Linked DNA regions of Homo sapiens: all the other regions are linked to region 1. The links are chromatin loops, found by intact Hi-C in ENCODE. Cell type or tissue: endothelial cell of umbilical vein. All regions are shown on one strand. Region 1 overlaps VWA8 (von Willebrand factor A domain containing 8). Region 2 overlaps VWA8 (von Willebrand factor A domain containing 8). Region 3 overlaps VWA8 (von Willebrand factor A domain containing 8). Region 4 overlaps VWA8 (von Willebrand factor A domain containing 8).

Region 1 (4,000 bases):
ATTTATAGGGGTATCATTCTTATTGGATATGCATAAAAAGTTAATGAAACCTCACAGCCTCCCTAAAATCATAAACTTGTTTATTTGCTTGCCTTAGGGAGGTGACTGCTGATTTAATTTTAATTGTATTTAGCAATTACTGATAATGTTGTGATCCAATGGAAGCTTTTCTTTTAGAGGAATGTAAAAATCAACTTGCAATTTCTCTCTGAAACACAATCTATATAAGAAAGGAGGCCCATATGCATGAACCCAGGAGTGCTATCTTACTTCAGGGCAGATTTTTCTTCAATTCTTTACTCAAACCAAATTTCTGGTTCAAGAAGAGTATGGCCAATTGGTTACTGGGATAACTGCAGGCTTCCACATTTCCTGAGCTAACATGATACTATCTTATCTGTGTTCTCTGTACCTTTCTCCCTTTTCTCTCATTGCTTCTGTCCCTATCACCATCTTACTGCCTCATTTCTGAAAGCCTTGCTGTTAGGTAACTGCCATAATTCTCTTTGGGGAGTTAGATGATAAAGCCATAAATAAGCAAGTGGCATGATAGAGCTAAACTATATCAGCCTATGAGAGATAACTGCTAAATACTTAGGAATTTTTCAAGCTGATTGTTAACCTTTGGTAGCTTGAAATCATGGTGGGGGTGTTTGCAAAATGGAAACTGGCAAACTTAACAACCCCCCAGTCTCCATGAGAACTAGTTTACTAGCACGCCACCGGGATCTTGCATTTTCACTCAGTACTCCTGAAAATCTTAAAGATTCAAAATGAATTTTCATGGCTGGGACTTCTCTAATAGGAATAAACAATAAAAAAATAATTACAGGCAATGCCCAAGTGTTACCATATAGGGAAACAGCTGGATCATCTTGCTGAAACCCAGCTCTACTGACACGTGGCGAGGAGACATGGATGGTGAGAAATTATAAAAGTTCAGAAAAGCATTGCCTTTCTGGGCCAAGAAAGATTCCCAAAGACACATGTACATATAACAATCCTACAAAATATGGATTGTTCTGTAACAATGATCCACTGAATCAGACTATTTTTTCAGAGTTATTGATCAAAGTAAAGAATGATGTATAAGAGTAAACTATGCTCCTTAAAAAGAACAAAGAATTTCATAATCCCATAGAGGATCTGAAGATTACCTAGCATGTAAATTTACTAATAGTCAGCCAGTTAAATAACCCAGTGGTTTCTAAAACTGAAAATAGAACTTAATATCCAACTGAGATCTTCAAAAATCAAAACTGCTAGACTAGAGATTATAGAAAAGGCCAAGCTTACTTACCTAAGTACATCAAACTGCATTTATTCATAGTCCTAGAAAATTCTCTTTAAAAGGGGGAATAGACTAATAGTGCTAAACATAAATTAGTTATCTTTTCCATGTATTTCTTTCTATGCCTCACTCCTTTTTATTTTCAAATGCTGGTTGTGTGCTTATTGTGTACCAGACACTGTCTTCACTATAATGATGAAAAAGTTCCAGTCTCACACTGTATTTCAGAAGATTGCAACCATTGTTAAAGAATATACTACTTCCTTAAGTACTATTCAAAGGCTGCAGAGAGATCCTACCAGCAATATACAGAAGATTTACTTTGTGATTTCTTTTAATTAGAAAATAACATTTGAAAGCTATAACCTTTTAAGCCTTTTTGCTCCCACAAAAATAATCACCAAGAGAAGATGATCTGATTTCTGAGGAAATCTGTGGTATAGCTTTAACAGCTTTCTTGGAAGGAAGACAAATGTAACTAAGTATGAATAATATACTTTAAATATAGCCAGAAGAATTTTGACTTATAATTAACCCATGTTTCTGAAAATATGAAATCTACAAGTAATAAATATGCATTCTTAATAATGGTCTCTTAAAACTACATTTATATTAATCCTTTCAGTTTGTTGTTATGGTTATTTATTATAGGAAAAACACATGTTTCTATCAAAGCATGTAAAATTAATGAACACATTTTATATGTAGAGCTCAAAAAATACTCTCTTGTAAGCTGTACTCATTAAATAAAAATACCAACAAATTCATTAAACAAAAACAAAAACTCAAATCAACAATGGCAAAGCTAATAACTCCAGAAGGCTGAAATGTAGCAAAGACAAACAGAGTAGTGATAAAACATTTAATTATTAATATACTGTTTATCTCAATATGGACAGTTCCTTTGCTATGATGCAGAGGAATCAGGAGGCATGGGGATCTTTTGTGGTGGATGGCATGGCAGGTTATTTGCCCAGCCCTCACTGCTGACCTAAAGGCGCCTATCTTGCTCAACAGGAACCATACAAGACAAGAGTGTATAAGCCTTTCATTGCCAGCAGGCCTGTTAATTTCCATGATGTAAAAAGTAAGTCCATCTGGCCACTAGATGGAGATCAGGTTACTCTGTCAGTGATGGGGAAGCTGCTTGCAGCCAGCAAGTGTTAAGTAAGCAGGGTATGGAGAACCTATTCTCTTTTTTCAATACTTCTATGAAAGGCATTTTCCAAGCTCTGAAGTTAGGAGCAGATCTGTGCTGAATAAAGAGTATATAAATGAAGAATAGCTTGAAAGATCAAACAGAAAGGGAACTGTAAAAGACAAACATTTGCTTGTTATTACTGTTGCCCCTGGAATGACTTCTATTTAGGTTTGGTTGTATAAACCACTTGTAATTAATAAGATGAGCTGGTCTAAATAAGAACAATTAAATAAGCTGTCTCATTATTTACCAAGCAGGGAAGAAGAGAGATATGACAAAAAATTAAAACAATGATAGATTATTAAGACAATTAGTCTTGTCTGTTTGAACATAAGAATACAGACTCATGTTTGAGTATGTATATAAGTATGCATTTTTAATATCAACCAAAATGGATCAAGGGAACTTAGGGATCAAAGGAGAATGTCAGATAACATCTATTCTAATTTTCCAAATGAAACTATCATTCAATTCTGAATTATACAACTTTATTACTAAATATGTCTCATTTCTGTAATAGCTGAGCTTTATTTTATTTTTTTTTAGAGACAGGGTCTTGTTTTGTTGCCCAGGCTGGGGGGCAGTGGCTCGATCTCAGCTCCTGCAACCTCCACCTCCCAGGTTCAAGCAATTCTTGTGCCTCAGCCTCCCAAGTAGCTGGGATTACAGGCATGTGCCACCATGCCCAGCTTATAGCTGAACTTTAAACTGGAGACATAAAGTTACACATGTCCTGGAAAATGTTTGGTTTAGGGAAAGTTCAGATATTTCACTGTGTAATGTAGCTGAATATTTTGATTATTCTTGAGATGTTAGATCCATAATTCTGTTCATTTCTAACTTAATAACTATATATCCTCATTCAATAAATATTTATTCAGTTACATCTAAACAAATAATTTGTGACAGTTTAAAAGAAAAATTCCATTTGTTATCAAATAGTTTCAATTACCAGTACATTTTAGTATATAGGAGTGTGAGCACAAACAAACATATTAATTGCTTATTGCACCAATCATTGTGCTACAAGCTAGGAGTACAAAGATGTATATATAGCCAGAGAAGTAACTGGAAGAGAAGGCCTACATGATTAAAAAACAAATACAAATTCATTTTTGTAGCAGTCAAGCACAATTATTAAATGATTAGTAAAAGTCCTTTGTAAAGTTCTATCGTGAAAAATAAATTTAATCTTGACCAGATGGAAAACATGACCTTTGATCTCTACCACATATAAAATATAGAAATTCAAACACAATAGTATTTACTATTAGGCACCAATGACTGTAATGAGAACAAGAGCTTAATTCAAAAAGAGAAGAAACTAATGTTTAGAATAATAAATGAAACAGACCATAATTAATTGGCTTTCTAAATATTGTTATGAGTAGTAACCAACATTCAGTCTGTTGCTGTAATCAGTCCATGGCACTTACTTAATCACATGTTTATTTTAGAGTCACACATTTGTTTTAGCTTAATTAAATTAATATATTTATACCCCTTCA
Region 2 (4,000 bases), 48 kb after region 1:
ATTTTTCAGTGCATGAAATAACACATACAGTCACAGGAAAAAGTCTAGAAGGATCATCAATGGCTATTTCTGGATGGTAACATTACAGGAGTTTTTATTTTCTTTTTGCTGATTAATTTTAAAAATAAATGGGATGCCATTCTTCATTTAGTAAATATCATCATAAAGAAAGCCAACATCTAAAAAACTTTTTAATTTCCTTAGTTTTTTTTTCTATTTGACTGATAGAAATGGATGTTTGTTAAATAATAGCTAGTTTGCTAGTGACAAATAGGCATTGAATGCTCTGGGAGGAAAAGTAGCTTAATATGAAGTAAGTAGTTTAACATCAAGTAAGTAGCATTAAAAAAGAAATCAACAGAATTAAGGGCAAAGAACTTGGAGCAGAGAGAATGAACATTTAAGTATTTTATAGAATGTGTGTCTCCTAGAGAAGGCAGGGAGAGAAAAACACATGAAGGTAACTTCAGAGGATAGAGACAATTTCTCTGTATGCTTATTTAAAAAATTACCACAATCTTTGAGAAGTCTATAAATTTCTTTTGTGTTCCAAATCAAGAAGAAATGATGGCTAGTATACTTCTTATATAAGGTAGTCATACAAAGTTTTCTAAGGTTTTTATTTTTCTAAGTGAATCACCTTGTGTTTTATTTTTTGATCCTCCATATGTCACAAGAAAAGGAAACTTAAATGAGAATGAAGAGGTCTCCAAAATGATCTCTGTTGTGCCAAAAGTCTCTATTTATCTGCTTCGTGGTTACTCTTCACTTTGAACTATGGCTAAAATCCAAGCATCTGAATCTGTTATAATTCCTTGAAGAATAAGAATTTGTATATTGTATGTACATGACATCACGGTCAATGATGAGTTCCAAGTTGGTTACTTAAAATCCCAAGGTCCTTTTAAGCCAAAACTATTGATAATTTTCAGTATCTAAATAACTACTCTGATCTAGAAATTCCCTGCAATCTACATATCAATCTGTTTATATCATCCTTAGAATTGGAATTAATATTACATATAGCCCAGCTGTACCCCTGCTTTCTAACCTCCAGCAAGTTACATAACTTCTCTGTGCCTCAAATTCCTCATCTACAAGATGCAATAATATTATATATATGCCATAGGTCCGTTGGGAGAATTATATACATTTATGTAAAGAAAGTGCTTGGAAATATGTCTGGTACGTAGTTATCTATAAATGTTTCTATTACCATCATCAATATTATTGTACTACCATCATTATTACCATTATTATGAAATATAATCATAACATTGTTGTTGTTATAATTATATTTAGAAGTATTTACATTTCATTGTTGATCTATGAAATGACAATTTTCTCATCTTAAGAACTGGAAAGTTAGAGCGACATATAAATTTAAGATAAAATAGTGTATAAGTTTCTTAAAATGGAAATCTCATGAAAAAGATAGCATTTTTTTCTTTCTTTAAAACAAATGTTTTCCCAGTATAGCAGATTTCATAAATTATTCTGAAACACACTTTTTAATTTGGAAGTGCTAATGTGCTAGCAGTATGTTTATTCCCAAATAAAAGAAAGTTCAGACATAAAAGTTCACTTGAGGAAAAAACAGGCAAACTTTGCTTTAAAGTTTATATTTATAGTTGTCTATACTGAAGTATAGCAGATAATCTATGCCTTTGGTTGGATGTTTGGACCTAATTCTCTTAAAATATATATGTTACAAAGATATTTCCAATAACAACATTTAAAATTCAAGAGTTTCAATTTTAACATAAATCCTCCTATCTCTCCCTACAATACTGACAAAATGACATTAGTACATGCAACACACACATATAGCATCAATTGTCTTGTTTCTCTATAGGCCAAATCCCCATCTTGAGTGTGGGGATGATCATCTTTTCTTGATTCATAGATGACATACAGTTGTTTCTCTATAGGACAAATGTCACAGAATTAAATTCAACCCCCATATAAAGCATAGTATTCATATTTTTAAAAATACTTTCTCCCGTATACTTCCTTATTTGGTTATGTTTGCCTTCTCTTGGCATGTCCTGTCCCATGTATTAGAAACTTAAAAGAGGAGCAATAACAAATCTCAGGAAGTACTAGTGGAAAGGGGCAAATGCAGTGGGTGGGTGGGGTCTAGGTAGCCAATTCTGATCCTGGTACTAAGGTCTGGGAATATATTTGCAGATAAGGAAGAAGAGCTCCATTATGGCAGGATCAAGTAAAATAAAATAACCACCCAATAAGACTCAGTCTAAAAATACCAGGTTTAGCAAAAGTTTATTAAAGAAGACAAGTTAAATTCACCTCATCACATTGGGCCTTTAAAAAATGTGCAGAAACCTGTGAGATAGATAACATCACTGCACTCTTTAGGAGAACAAAAGGGAAAGTGACAGCATCTCTCTTTTGGGAATTTTGCCAAAGAACACAAAAATAACATCACCGCTACTGAACAGACAAGTATATTCTGATTTCAGTTGAGGAAGAAGGTGCTGTAGATAGCTACACAAATAGTGGTTTAGCATTATCTTGGCCCTTGTAAAAAAATTCCCCCTTCTAAAACATCTGACTTATATCTCTTTTTAGCTATATGTAGTGGGTGGCCAATTATCTTTCCATCCCCATCCTGAGTGTGGGTATGATCATCTTGTTCTAGTTTCAGTGTAACTTTACTCCCATCAATAAGCACTGCGGTTGGATTAGAGAACATGAAAATTAAGTTGTAGCAAGAACTGTTCATTCAGGGCAAAAAGATACTAATAGTATTAAACCATTTTATCCTTCTTCCTTAGGAACTGAAATCCAATGTGTATCTTCCCCACTAACAGTAGCTGCAGAGCTGGGTAGAAGCAGCCTACAAGAACTGGTTTAGCAAAAGGTCTAGAAAAGTCAAAGTGAAATCAAAGACTGCATGGGGAAGACTAACTTTTTGGCGGTCTATGTGATTACCATCAACAGTACACTACTTGGGGGGCAGGGGTGGAAAGGGGGAATGAAAAGTGTTAGTATCACATATTTTTATGTTTGTTTTTGCAGATGAGATAAACATTAAGATTATATTAAAATTCAAAGGATGTTAGAATAGAAAGGAACCTTACTGATGATCCACAATGAAGATAATTGCATATTCTGGCCTGGCCAGGGCAGTCTTATTTTACACTCTTTTTACAGAATTATTGTCAATAGCTCCCCCTGCCTTTCTCAAAAATGTCCTGATTTAGATGGTAAATCAAATATTTTTAAAAATAATTTCTCCCAGTGTACTTCCTTAATATTTTTAAATATTTGAATATTTAAATATTCAAATATTTTAAAATATTTTTAAAAATCAAATAGATATGCTATGTATAAGAAAAGGCCCTCTGTACCAATAGAGAATTAGTTAAGTAACTTCTCTAAATTCAAATGACCAAAATGGAATGGTGAGCTCTTTGAGGGCAGGATTCTGTCTTGTCATCTGTTTCTCCATGGCTGATCCAGGTAGACAGGTGAACATATGACTAACTGCTAAATTCCCAGGCCATTACTTTGTTCACTTTGTCATCCTACTCTCTCTAAGTACAAGGCTGATAATTTGATAGAAATTGCTACACTTTGTCATCCTACTCTCTCTAAGTACAAGGCTGATAATTTGATAGAAATTGCTACGGAACCTGTGAATTTCAAGAAGGGCAATAAAACAACACTACTTTTGAGCAGCCTAAGTTATTGCAATTAACAGATGAGGAAAAAATTGCTCTGAATGACTGTGGAAATTATAGCCTACTCTGATCTCCTTCTAAAAGGAAAATTCACTCTTCCTTCACATCTGCTTAAGTCTATTTCTAGCTATATGCGGTTGGGGGACAACTAGTTGTTTCTATCCCCTTGTAATGCAAGAGTGTGACCAACTTGTTTCCAGGCTCAAAGTACTTCTGCTTCTACTCAAAAGTACTAGAGTTAGAATTAACTTGCCATAGCAATAATTTTTCTGTTTAGAACTGAGGATGACAAT
Region 3 (4,000 bases), 250 kb after region 1:
TCCAGTTTGTTTTGAATGTTTTGACCTTGGAACCATAATCATTTTCAAGATTTTTTAAAATCTAAGGTAGCAGTTCCTAATCAAATGTGAGGCCTGCCCCTCATAAATTGTCTGTATAATAAAGTGCTGATGTTTAGGAATAACTTATCTTTTCATTTTTTGAAGCAAACTGGAGCAGAATTGAGGTTATAGCCATAATAGAGACATTTGTACAGCAGTGTACTTTCTTAAGTAGAAGAGAAAAGCATGGAGTTATTTAAAGCTAGAGCCCTGGGAATTATGTATAATCATGTTTATGCTCCTGGGAGTGTCTTCCACTTCAGCATGATGCACATGTACTGAGAAACACTGCCTTAAGGCACATCTGACTAGTCTCAGTCCTTCCTTTATTCTTAGCACTCAGCAGTGGTTCTCAACTGGTGACCATACTGCTACCATTCTAGGCCTGCCAGGAGGCATTTGGAAAATGTCTGGGAGTACTTTGGGTTGTTGTAAAGCTTTGGGAAATGAGAAATAATTTGGTACACCACTGATATTTTGTGATGGTAAATGCAATGACCAAGATGGTCTCATCCTGCCCAGTATGTCAATGGCACCATAGTTGAGAAATATTGTGTAGTCATTATTTTTTCTCAAGGCCTCTGTTGCCTGCACACCACTAATGAGTTTGTCACAATTAAGCCCAGAGAAAGAGTTTCTCTCTATTTCCTTTACCTTCTGAAAGATAAAACTTTTAGCGAGGAAATCAGTAGAGAATAAGTTCTACCTTTAGAGTAAGTCTGTAGGAGTTGTCAGGATATCTAAGGCTCTCATCATCACATTCCAATTTTACATAAGTTTCTTAATACATATAAGCTACTTCTGAATCCCATGGCTGGCCTTGTAGTCTATGGCATACCTTCACAAAGAAAATACATTTTCCCTGCTTTTATTCTCCCTCAATAACAATACTAATAATGGCTATAATTTATTGCATTCCTATCAGGTACCAGGTAAACATACAAACGATTTTTCACATAGGATCTCATAACAATTCTAGAAAGCAGCAGACCTATTGTATAAAGACACAGATTCAAGACAGATTGGCTGGGTTCAAATTCCAACTCTACTATTTACTAGCTATGTAACCTTAATCAAGTTATTTAACCTCTCTGCTCAGTTTCCTCATCTGTATAATAGATACAATTGTACTTACTTATAAAGTTGTTATGAGGATTATATTAAGCACTTAGAACAGTGTCTAATAACAGTAAATGCTGTGTTTGTTAAATACTCATTACTCCCATTTTACAATAAGAAAATCAAAATTGGAAATGTAGTATCATTTGTCTATAGCTGCTAAGTCCATAAACCAAGATTTATACCTAAGTTGTTTAAGTCCAAAACTTGTATTTCAGTCATTATGTTCTACAGTCCCTCCAAAAGCTTTTCAACAGGTGTCCAGCTTCAGGTGCAAGACTTTCCCTACAAGTGTGGACCTCTCAGGGCTACATCAAATTTAGCAGACTTGCTGTTCCAGCCATTAGTTCTACTTCTTTTTGGTGGTATCAATGGTATGTTTTATTCCTTTTATTAAAATTTCAAAGTTATTTTGTAATGAATATTATGTTATCAGAGGATCTACTTCTCAAAGAAAATCCAACTTTCACTTATTCATGTTTTAGTATAGCGTATTTTACCAAAAAGCATGTCTATATTTAATTTGTCAGGAAATTGCACTAAACTACTGAAAGAAAGCATCATGCAGTGCTATGTGGTATCTGTGGTATATTTTACATTAATGCTTGAAACTAGCTGTATTTTTAGAATGGCCTCAAGAAAACATGAGTCATACTTAAAAGCACGCCAGAAATAGAAACAAGATTCAAGACTGTACATTACGAACATCTGCAAAACAAAGTGCCAAACTGCCATGCATAACCTAATATAAACATAGCACAGTACACGAGAGAAATCCCCAACTTCAATGTTTTCAGGCACAAAATGCTACCTTCCAGGAGTCCACATAATAATAAACCGATGTCAAAATAATCCCAAAGAGCTTGATCCTATATTCTAAGATTCCTTTTCTATGTAAAGATAAAAACATGTAGTTCATACTGGCCTAAATCCCTGATTCAATTCCTAACCAATATTTGTTTTCAAAAAATATGTACTATTTTTTGCCCAGCCATATTCAAAGGCTTTAAAGTAATTTTATCATAGTTATCTAAATTATAATTTTCTCCCTTCATGAACTCAAATTTTCATACATATAAAAGTTAAAATTAAAATTCTAGAAAATTAAGCATAGGTCAGATTCTATTATAATAAATCCTTCAAAACTGTTGATGTTTTCTTAGTATCCCAAAAAGCAGCATAATATAATGGAGGAAAAAAAAAAGTCTTTGAAGCCAGACAGACCTACTGTGATTTTTCATCCTGTCTTTTATCCATGTCCTTAGACAAGCATTTTGACTCTTTCAGGTCTGTTTCCTTATTTTCTTTTTTAAATTTTTTAAATTATACTTTAAGTTCTGAGATACATGTGCAGAACACGCAGATTTGTAGTTTCCTTATTTTCAAAATAAAGATAATAATACTTATTGAGTATGGTTTGTGAGGATTATAGGTAAAGCACCATGCCCAGTCCCTCAGCCAATGAGAACCAGGTACGGGAGAATTATTCAAGTCTCATCCTCACCTGCAAACTCCTATCTCTGCTGTGTACCCTGGACACCAGGCTGTATAGTGTGGATTTGGTGGATATGAATAGGCTCCTGAGTTTACACTCAAATTACCTGCTGGGCCTAGAGGCAAATCTGAAGAATAAGGGAGAAAGGAACCCAGTACTTACTACATCCTCACTGGTAAAGCCTATGTTAGAGTACTTTCACTTGACATTTCATTACCATTTCATCACCCCACAAAATAGCTCAGAAAGAATCTACATCTAGGCCCATAACATGCCCCTGAATTTGATTTTTCTACCACATCACAACACAAGATTTCAAAGGAAGCATGACTAACCTCCTCACTGCAACTACGTGCTCATCTGCTAAACTTTCCCCTATTTACCATGTAACATTCTGTAGTTAGATATAATGGACATGAAGGGTGAAAATATTTAGCACCAAAGTCCTCATTATTTACAACACGAACTAACTGAACTAAAAAATTAATTTATTCACACAGCTATATTTATTAAGGACCTACTATATGCTCAGCACCAAGAATACAAAGATGAATAAAATAAGGTTCTTTGAAGACATCAAAAGAAAAATACATATATAAAACATCAGCTTACGTAGCTTATATAAAGCCAATCATTTATAAAGTGGGCTGATGTTTCTATGATCCAATATAGCTGTTATCAAAACTAAATCTACAGCACTGGCCAGCACAGTGCTCAGCACAGAGAAGATATTCAGCTTTTCTTAAAATTGGAAAAATTCATCAATATGTATGAAATAATTATACATATCCATATTCAATGACTAAGTGTCATGTTGTTCACTTTTTGTGTAAGGGTACAAAAATAAGAGTATACATGTATATTTGCTTGTGTTTGTATAGAAAAATGCAAGACAGATTCCCCTGAAACTAATACTGTGAGAATTAACATGAATGAAAATAGGGGTGAATATATAATTTCTCAATGTATATCTTTTTATATTGTTTTGATTTCTGAATGACAAAAATATATTAGTTCTGCAAAAAAGTTATTTTTTTAAAGTCATGCTTTAGAAAATATTTTACATAAGGAAATGTCCACAATATGTTGCTTTATGAAAATGGTCTGTACATACAAAAGTATGGTCTGCAAATAAAAAAAGGTAAGAAAACATTCTGTATATACAAAATAGTATATACAGTACATACTATTATTTTCTTAAATGATACACATATACATAGTCATTTTTTAAAACACTAGATACGTTTCACAAAGATTCAAGCCATACAAAGTGTGTTCTCCGACCAAAATTAAATTAAATTAGAAATTAGTAATAAAAAGATCTTT
Region 4 (4,000 bases), 170 kb after region 1:
GAAGAGGTCCTTCACATCCTTTGTAAGTTGTATTCCTAAGTATTTTATTATCTTTGTAGCAATTGTGAATGGGAGTTCACTCATGTTTTGGCTGTTTGTCTATTATTGGTGTGTTGGAATGCTTGTGATTTTTGCACATTGACTTTGTATCCCAAATACTGCATGTTCTCAGTCACAAGGGGGAGTTGAATGAGACCACATGGACACAGGGAGGAGAACATCACACACTGGGGCCTGTCTGGGGATGGCGGGGCTAGAGGAGGGATAGCATTAGGAAAAATACCTAACGTAGGTGACGGGTTGGTTGATGGGTGCAGCAAACCACCATGGTACATGTATACCTATGTAACAAACCTGCACGTTCTGCACATGTATCCCAGAACTTAAAGTATTAAAAAAAAAAAAGTTACAGGTGGTAGCTCATGCTTGTAATTCTAGCACTTTGGGAAGCTAAGGTGGGCTGATTGCTTGAGCTCAGGAGTTCAAGACCAGCCTGGGCAACAAGGCAAAACCCCATCGCTACAAAAACTACAAAAAATTTGCCAGATATGGTGGTGCACACCTGTAGTCCCAGCTACTTGGGGAGCTGAGGCACAAGGATCACTTGAGGCCAGGAGGTGGAGGCTGCAGTGAGCCAAGATTGCACCACCGCACTCTAGCCTGGGTGACAAAGTGAGACCGTCTCAAAAAAAAAAAAAAGGTACATAAGTCATGATGATCACAACATCAACACCAAATCAGAAGCAGCACCACAATTCTTGATAATAAAATTGAGAAAAATTTGTTTCATGGGTCAGGTCATCCTATAGAGAACAACATGTTAAAGAGTTAAAAATAGAAGTAATAATAATTATTACAGCTAATCCTTATGGAAAGCCTAACAAGTGCCAGGTACTTTGCATATGTTAACTCATGTAATCCTTATAACCTGAAGAGCCATGTACAATTATGTTCTTCATTTTACAGAGAAGAAAACTGAGGTATGAGAAGGTCAAACAGTTTACCCAATCAAGGACACACAGCTAGCAGGCAGAGGAGCCAGATTGTCCTCAAGTATATTATGACAATGAACACAGCAATAAATTTCACTAAAAGAAATTCCCATAAGGAAAGAGCTGGATTGGATTAATGAACCCATGAATAGATTGCAGTTAATATAGGAATATACCAATAACACACCTCTCAGGCTAGCTTCACAAATTAACTTCTAATAAGTCTCAATCATCTTCTTTGAGAAGAGTTAAAAAGTGTGACTATGATGCTAACCACTCCCCAAACAGACCCCAAATACAGCTAGTCTTTATTGTTGTTTTAAAATTTATTTCAAAACATATAAAAAAGATTGAAATAAAAATGCTTTAGTTAAAAGTAAGTACATCTCTAAGTAGATATGATTCTTCATTCTCATTTCTGAATTAAAAATATAAACAGTAGGCCGGGTGCGGTGGCTCACGCCTGTAATCCCAGCACTTTGGGAGGCCGAGGCAGGTGGATCACGAGGTCAGGAGATCGAGACCATCCTGGCTAACACGGTGAAACCCCGTCTCTACTAAAAATACAAAAAATTAGCCGGGTGTGGTGGCGGGCGCCTGTAGTCCCAGCTACTCGGGAGGGGAGGCAGGAGAATGGCGTGAACCAAGGAGGCGGAGCTTGCAGTGAGCCGAGATCGCGCCACTGCACTCCACCCTGGGCGACAGAGCGAGACTCTGTCTCAAAAAAAAAAAAAAAAAAAAAAAAAAAAAAAAAAAAATATATATATATATATATATATATATATATATATATATAAAAACAGTAGACATTTAATATTTTTTCAATTGGGGTAAATAAGCACTAATAATGATTTTGTTTTCCAAAGGAAACTAGCTGAATTTCTGTAGGCTTTCCAGGTCTACCTCAAATGAGTTTTACTTATTAAGCAATACTTATTATACCAGGAAAATACCATACCAGTAGTATAAACAAGAAGAAAATCTGGGATTATGTGAATAAAAGAATATACCAAGAATAAGCCATTGACTTTGTAATACAGTATTAACTATGCCCACACCTATTAGTGGCAGCAGAATGCTACATAAATATTGTATAAACATACAATGTTAATAATTTTTAGGTCCTGAAATAGAAATGAAGCCATTATTTCTGGAATCTAAGCATGCTCAGTGAACAGAACGCAGGCATGCTGCCAACATTCCTCAGTGTCATTTATGTTTGATCTCAAAAAGGCCTCTCATTTTACATATATTGTAAAATTATTTGTAAACTCTTCCATCCTTCTCCCTCAAGTTCCTCTTTTAAAGAACTATTTTTAACCTGTAGCACATAAAATTAACTCCCTTTTATGTACAGGATGCGATGTTGACATTACAAGCCTACTATGTTGATTTCAGTTACTCTGCTGTCAATGGGGAAAAGTTGATTTTGCAGTTGTATGTGTGGTAAGCACTGGAATCTATTTCAAGATGATCTGCTTTAGTTAAAGATTTATACTATGAACACAGAATAAATTTCTCTCATTGAAGATAACCAGAAGTCAAACCCACTATGTTGCTAACAACTGATTCAACTAAAGGACATCTTAATAAAGATGCAAAATTAAATATAAATGTAAGGTCAGTATAGGTGCAGATAATACAGTTATGTACTCCATCAAGATACACAACCAAATACCCTCATTTTATCCTTCCTATACTACAAAGGCTAGAAAACTAGAAACATCATTTCTTAAAGTCTGTGCAGCTAGAGTTCTATTCATGAACCAGGTTCCACCAAGCATTCTCATGTACAAGAGACTGGGAAAATGGCAGTCAACAATGGGAGTAAGGGAGCAGCCAGCACAAAGAAAACTGCTCTTCTAGGGCATCAATGGCTAAATTCCTCCTGGTACTACCATTCCTTACTGGGTAAAATGTAAATTGCATTCCCTGTTTCTCCCAGAAATTTTGTAAATTAGCTAACACTCTGTAAATAATATCTTTTCATTTTAGAGACTGAGTACTATTGTTTACCAGAAAGCCAGAACTTAAGGATGATGATATTTAAAAAGTAAATCAACTTGTTAAAGATTGTAAAGAAAATGTTGACAACTAAGTACATTAAGAAGGACAAGAAGAGTTTCACAAGGCAAGAAGCAGAGATGCAATAGACTAAAACCCCAGCATATACAAACTAAAGAATCATATTTTATTCAAATAGTACTACAAACTTTGTTGCATTTTATCACAAATGTTAGACTCCCTTAGAAAAACAGGTGTGAAAGTAGCAATAAATTCTAGTTTAAGTATCTGCAATAAGCTAAACACTTAAATCAAGAAGTTAGAAAAACTTCAAATCAACAATCTAATCTAACATCACGGCTAGAGGAACTAGAAAAACAAGAATAACCTAACTCCAAAGCTAGCAGAAGAAAAGAAATAACTAAAATCAGAGCACAACTGAATAAAACTGAGACTGAAAAATCCATACAAAGGATCAACTAACCCAAAATTTGGTTATCTGAAAGGATAAACAAGATAGACCACTAGCGAAATTAATAAAAAAAGGGAGAAGATCCAAATCAGCACAATCAGAAATGACAAAGGTAACATTACAACCGATCCTACAGAAATACAGATCATCAATCAATGCCTACTATGAACACCTCTCTGCACACAACTAGAAAATCTAGAGGAAATGGATAAATTCCTGGAAACACACAACCTCCCAAGACTGAATTGGGAAGAAACTGAAACCCGAAACAGACCAATATCAAGTTCTGAAATTGAATCAGTAATAAAAAACTTACCAAAAAAACACAACCCTGGACGAGATGGATTCACAGCTGAATTCTACCAGACATCAAAAAAGAGCTGGTACCAATTCTACTGAAACTATTCAACACAACTGAGGAATAAGGACTCCTCTCTAACTCGTTCTACAAAGCTAGCATCATTCTGATACCAAAATCTGGCAAAGACATAACAAAGAAAGTTAAATATAGGCCAATACCCTTGAGGAACAT

What was found. Peaks named below come from ENCODE experiments on the same cell type or tissue, not always from the same donor. Only the 100,000 strongest peaks of a DNase experiment are listed, where the experiment ranks them.
Region 2: it touches region 1 in a loop (2.0-fold over the local background); 8 of 110 quality-filtered maps call a loop at or near these places.
Region 3: it touches region 1 in a loop (2.9-fold over the local background); 13 of 110 quality-filtered maps call a loop at or near these places.
Region 4: a loop joins it to region 1, with 2.6 times the contacts of the local background. A loop is called at or near these places in 10 of 110 quality-filtered maps.

What each region holds. Positions count from the first base shown.
Region 1 is chr13:41,665,950-41,669,949 of GRCh38, forward strand. All of the region lies in intron 37 of VWA8 (von Willebrand factor A domain containing 8), which reads right to left. Among named protein-coding and RNA genes, the nearest start is that of MIR5006, 100 kb to the left of the region's middle. In endothelial cell of umbilical vein, a CTCF peak has its summit at 2,405 (motif pointing right); a DNase peak (open chromatin) is centred at 2,392.
Region 2 is chr13:41,714,004-41,718,003 of GRCh38, forward strand. The region is part of intron 26 of VWA8 (von Willebrand factor A domain containing 8); the gene reads right to left. Among named protein-coding and RNA genes, the nearest start is that of MIR5006, 150 kb to the left of the region's middle. In endothelial cell of umbilical vein, no CTCF peak of the experiment used is centred here; a DNase peak (open chromatin) is centred at 2,418.
Region 3 is chr13:41,914,934-41,918,933 of GRCh38, forward strand. All of the region lies in intron 2 of VWA8 (von Willebrand factor A domain containing 8), which reads right to left. Among named protein-coding and RNA genes, the nearest start is that of VWA8, 44 kb to the right of the region's middle. RefSeq lists enhancers at 1,763-1,842, 2,952-3,071. In endothelial cell of umbilical vein, no CTCF peak of the experiment used is centred here; DNase peaks (open chromatin) are centred at 1,868 and 2,978; H3K27ac peaks cover 1,369 bases.
Region 4 is chr13:41,840,072-41,844,071 of GRCh38, forward strand. All of the region lies in intron 12 of VWA8 (von Willebrand factor A domain containing 8), which reads right to left. Among named protein-coding and RNA genes, the nearest start is that of VWA8, 120 kb to the right of the region's middle. In endothelial cell of umbilical vein, no CTCF peak of the experiment used is centred here; a DNase peak (open chromatin) is centred at 2,100.